2 separate regions of the Homo sapiens genome follow, and region 2 is linked to region 1. Evidence: read pairs that join two places in POLR2A ChIA-PET (ENCODE). Cell type or tissue: OCI-LY7. All regions are shown on one strand.

Evidence for each region. ChIA-PET counts read pairs that join two places held together with the same protein. Peaks named below come from ENCODE experiments on the same cell type or tissue, not always from the same donor. Only the 100,000 strongest peaks of a DNase experiment are listed, where the experiment ranks them.
Region 2: POLR2A ChIA-PET joins it to region 1 with 12 read pairs; 2 of 35 experiments call an interaction of 5 or more read pairs at or near these places.

The regions. Positions count from the first base shown.
Region 1 is chr2:60,543,885-60,546,384 of GRCh38, reverse strand. BCL11A (BCL11 transcription factor A) reads left to right here. Exons shown (of 4, transcript NM_022893.4): 2 at 85-414. Among named protein-coding and RNA genes, the nearest start is that of BCL11A, 8.5 kb to the left of the region's middle. In OCI-LY7, no CTCF peak of the experiment used is centred here; a DNase peak (open chromatin) is centred at 1,184; H3K4me3 peaks cover 2,159 bases; H3K27ac peaks cover 2,479 bases.
Region 2 is chr2:60,150,911-60,153,410 of GRCh38, reverse strand. No RefSeq gene overlaps it. Among named protein-coding and RNA genes, the nearest start is that of MIR4432, 240 kb to the left of the region's middle. In OCI-LY7, CTCF peaks have their summits at 798 and 998; a DNase peak (open chromatin) is centred at 990.

The DNA of each region.
Region 1 (2,500 bases):
GATGGCATGGGGTTGAGATGTGCTTCTCCCCTTTCTGTCCTCTCTGGCACTCTAATAATTGTGCTTTTGTTTCTCCAACCACAGCCGAGCCTCTTGAAGCCATTCTTACAGATGATGAACCAGACCACGGCCCGTTGGGAGCTCCAGAAGGGGATCATGACCTCCTCACCTGTGGGCAGTGCCAGATGAACTTCCCATTGGGGGACATTCTTATTTTTATCGAGCACAAACGGAAACAATGCAATGGCAGCCTCTGCTTAGAAAAAGCTGTGGATAAGCCACCTTCCCCTTCACCAATCGAGATGAAAAAAGCATCCAATCCCGTGGAGGTTGGCATCCAGGTCACGCCAGAGGATGACGATTGTTTATCAACGTCATCTAGAGGAATTTGCCCCAAACAGGAACACATAGCAGGTAAATGAGAAGCAAGGAGAAAAGCTGTTTGCATGTTTTCTTTTCATTTTCAGAGGTGCTGTAGCCAAGCAGTAAGGAGTTGTGAAGTGCTTTCTCTATTACTCTATGTGACTGTCCATGACAGCCCTGTAATGTTAAAATAATCATTTCTGTTGCTTACGTCCAGAACACAGAAAAATAAATATTTTCCACCTCACTGAATCAGATGTAGGCAGGATAGGTACACACATCAGACACCTTCTCTCTGGATCTGTCGATTTTGGATTTCTTTTCTTCCCCATCCCCACCTTCTCATTTTGAAGTATTGAGCTTTACTACACCTAGTCCAGCTTCCATTGTCCATTTCCAGCCTTGGTGACGTGTCAGAGGCAAAGTGGCCATATAGGCATTTGCAGTTCAGCCAATGACTTGTTTGACTCAGAACATCTGGCCAGGCCTCCTTAGGGGTTCAGCTCGTTCTCAAGGCTTCCCTGAAGTAGAGTGGGCTGGCAGGGTAGTTGGAGGTGGTGGAAAGAGTTAACTGAGCTTCAGGGCTAGCCTTGGATCCATATTGGCTGTCAGCCCGGATGGGGCTGTAATTAAACACAGCCCCGTGGTGGGATGACACCATGACCTTGACTTTAAGATGCCATTTTCGACTGGCCAGGCCAGAGTAGAGAGGGCAGTTGCTGAAGCGCACAGACATGCTTACTCGAAAAGTTTAAGGGCATGTTGGAAATTTCAAAAGGTTGGTTTGACAGGAACGGCTGCTCCCTGCAGCCTGCCTCCTCAGCTAAATGATAAATGCTTCTCTGTGCTCTCTCTTGTCTCTGATGTGGTTTTGACAGATGTATCTTGATTTTGTTTGTGGTTTACACAGCCACATGTCACCCTTACAAATGTCCAGTCCAGACTCCACTGTTTCTGCTATAACACAATGTAAAAATTTTCTTGGAAAAATACACACACGTATTCAACAGCCCTCCCTCCTTTGGTTAATTTTAGCAGGGAGGCAGCTAGGTGTGTGGGTTTCTCGGCAGCTCAAGGGAAAAGGAATTAAAGGCTAGCAGTGGGACTTAAATTCCCTTCTCTAAGTGATAAACAGTAACACTATATAGTGACCCTCAAAACATTTTTTGCTTGAGCATGTTAGACAAAAGTCAATGCAGATTCTGTGATGACAGACATGCCATGCCTGTTGGTGGATCGCTTTCTTCCATCTACCTACCACCCAGCTCCCGAAAGGCAAGAGGTTTGTTCAGTTTTAGGAAAGGTAGTGCATATCATGAATTGATTCACTGGAACTTGTCTCTCCGACCTAGTTTGACCACAAAGTTGAACCATAATAGGTCAGTGGTCTAGAGGGGATTAAATGTCATATTATTTCTCCTCTCCCCCTCTAGAATTTGATCATTAAAACCAAACATGGCATTTTCTTTCTTTTTTTAGTGCTTTCTGTGATAGCACTCAGATACTTTCCCTTTAGTGAAATGGGAAATCTGCTGCTAGGGAAGCTGCATTTGTGGAGTGTATTTCTTGAATCCACCACATTTACCTTATGTGACATGTAGGTGAAGATTTTATCTCCCCTACCCCCCAGCAGGATGTGGGAATGACCATTTCCATGTGTTGTCTTGTGACTGGAAGGAAAATGAACAGAAGTGTAAGGCATGATTAATGAAGCAAGAGCAGGCGGAAGGGGATTTGTCGTCTTCGGAGATCCAAAGCCTTGCTAAATCACCAAATATGGAGTAACACTTGCGTGATGTAACATCGTATTTACATATCGAGCTGCTCGTTTAAAAGACAAAACACAGTGTCTGTCAAGCAAGAATTAAAACCACACTTCTTACTGAGGTCCCAAATAGGTTATTCAGTCTTAGATTAACCAGCTCAAAAATTCTGTGCCTCTGTATTTAGAGGAGGAATCTAAATGCTGGGGGGAAGGCCTTACATATAGTTAAGACTTTTACTGCTATAGTTGTGAATCTATGTAGGGAAATAAGAGATATTTGCTTGAACTCCCTGGTTGTCTAAAGGTTCTGTTATTATTTTTTTAAAGAACAAGTATAATAGCAGAGCCTAGAGAAGCCAAAACCAAAAGCAA
Region 2 (2,500 bases), 390 kb after region 1:
TGAAAAAGGTTTAGTTTCAGTGTGTGTTCTGTTGACTCCATAAGGCTATTGTGTTTAGCTCTTTTTAATCTACTGATGCTTATTCATGGAGGTTAGAGTTCTCTTCTCTTTACTTCTGCTCAGCATTCAAACTAATGCTCTTTACTTTTGCCAGCATTCAAACTAATTCAGAAGAGAGCCTGGGCATGGAGTCAGAGTGGGAGCATTCTCAGATATGCTCCCTATCTTTGTTTATATCCAAAAATGGCTCTCAACATTTTGACTGGCAATTTGGCTACTTAAATTCCATATTACAAATCAAGCAGTAGGTGAGCAACAAAAGTGCCACTCATTAAACAGTCCTCTTTATTTAAAATGGTTTGTTTTTGTCGACTATGTGTGTTAGTAAGGGTTGACAAAGCCTTTAAAAAAAATAAAGGCAGTCAAATGATTTTTTGAGTCTAAATGATCTTACTGATTTTTATCACTAAATTTTATGGGTTTGACAGTTTCTTTGTGCAGTGAAATTGTGCTTTTCATTTCAAAGCCAAATAGAAATAAAATAGATTATGTGTAATTTTGCATCGTCCTTGTCCTATCCCACTATTTTCATGAGTAATTGATGATATCATTATATTTTACTTTACAAAATCATTTGTTGTTTAATAAAATTGGCTTTATGTCGAATCTAATTTTTCCAGCTGATTCTATAAAAAGTTACTTGGATATTCCTAAAAGTTACCAAGTAATGAGTTGAAAATATTATATGAAAACAATGCTAATTTGGTAGCCAGGTCTGTGGGTTCCTCAAGATATATTGAGTATACTTTTGCAATTACTGTAGAACGACAAGATTCTTGGCAACACTTTTCTATCATTGCCTCCTTTATCTCTACCTGTTCTAGATGAAGGAATACGTTTTACTCTGGAGAATGTCCTCACTTCTTAGGCTTCTTTTGCCAGGCATATTTCCAATGCCTAAGAGAGCTGGCCTGCAATACCTAATTCTACCATTAGGTGTTGCTCTTTAACATATGATATGGAGCACCATGGATTATTTTTCCCCCAAAGTAATTTGAGGGCACAGAAGCCTCAATGGTTTTTAAATTTTGTATATTGGTCTTTTGATAAGTTTGCACTGAAGAAATATTTGCTCTCTAGACAAATTAGAAGCCATAGCGCTAGCCTGAAAATTTCCCAAGTTTGTTAATTGAGTTTTTGTAAAGAAATTAGTGAGCCATTCTAGCAATGCTAAAAGACTTCACTTTTACAGAATAACGTTTTCTTTTTTTAAAAAAAGGTATTTTCAAAAAGAAAATATATTAAATATACTAAAAATGAAAAACTTGGCAAGTATCTTTGAAATAATTTTTTTATTGTTGAAATTTTCAGTCTCATTTTTCTGATTAATCTAGAAATTATCTGGACATTTTGATTTCACTAGTAACTGCGTAAGTTTTCCAGACACAATTAATTTTTTGAATTTTTTGGGAGAAGTAAAAATATTATGTATTTTCCAAAACCGAATAGTAGAAAGAGCTATAGAGAAGAAAGAACTTTTACTAAAAGGGTGGCATTTCTAATCTTTGTACTTCTATATCAGACTAGGGATTAACAGTTTTGGCGGCTGCAGCAGCACTTTTTTTTTTTTTGGTCACCTACACAATAGATCAGAGGCAATGATTCAATGCTGAAATGGTCTCATGTTCCATGAAAACTTGAAGAAGGATGTCAGAGTGGCTCAGACACAATGTTTTGTGACAGTAAGCAGCCAACAGCTCTTGGCAGAAGCTGTGAGACTTACAGGTTAACTCTGGGTGTTCCATTAAGGCTACTAGCCCATCTATGTCAGTTTCTGGAAAGCTACTTGGGCAGAGGAAGACAAGAGTTAAACCTGGGGTGTAGGAGAGAGGTATAATAAAAATAAAATCCACAGAGCTCACCATATTTCAGCATATGGATTCTTATGTTCAGGGATAAAGTTATCTTGAGAGGAGGGTTTTTTTTTTGCCCTTTATTCTTTACTTTTTCTTTCTTTATAGAAAATATTTGCTGATTTCAGAAAATTGTTTCCTGTGAATGAAACTCTTCACTTTGGGGTTGATATGTTGTGACTTATGAAAATTTGAAATACCTGTTATGGATCAGCTCTCACTTAGCAAGGGCTGTATTTGTCAGGTGATGATTGAAGTTGTAAATCAGTATTCTTGAATCTGGAATTTCCTATAGTGAAGCAAATCGCTGCAAACATCAGCTTTAAGAATATAATAAAATGAAACAAGCAGTAATAATAATAAAAAAAAACCCTTGACAGGCAAATTTGGTGTTACACGTTGTGCATTTCTTTTCAGTCTCTCAAACTTTCTGAACACTATAATTTGTTTGTGCTGCTGCATCACCATCATCAACGATATAGGACTTTATTAGCTCTTCTCTCTTAGGGATGTCTTTTTTTTTTCTTTAAGAGAAAAGAATGCATAAAAGTTCTTCCACTTGAATCTGTGTGTAATCACTCTTCCTA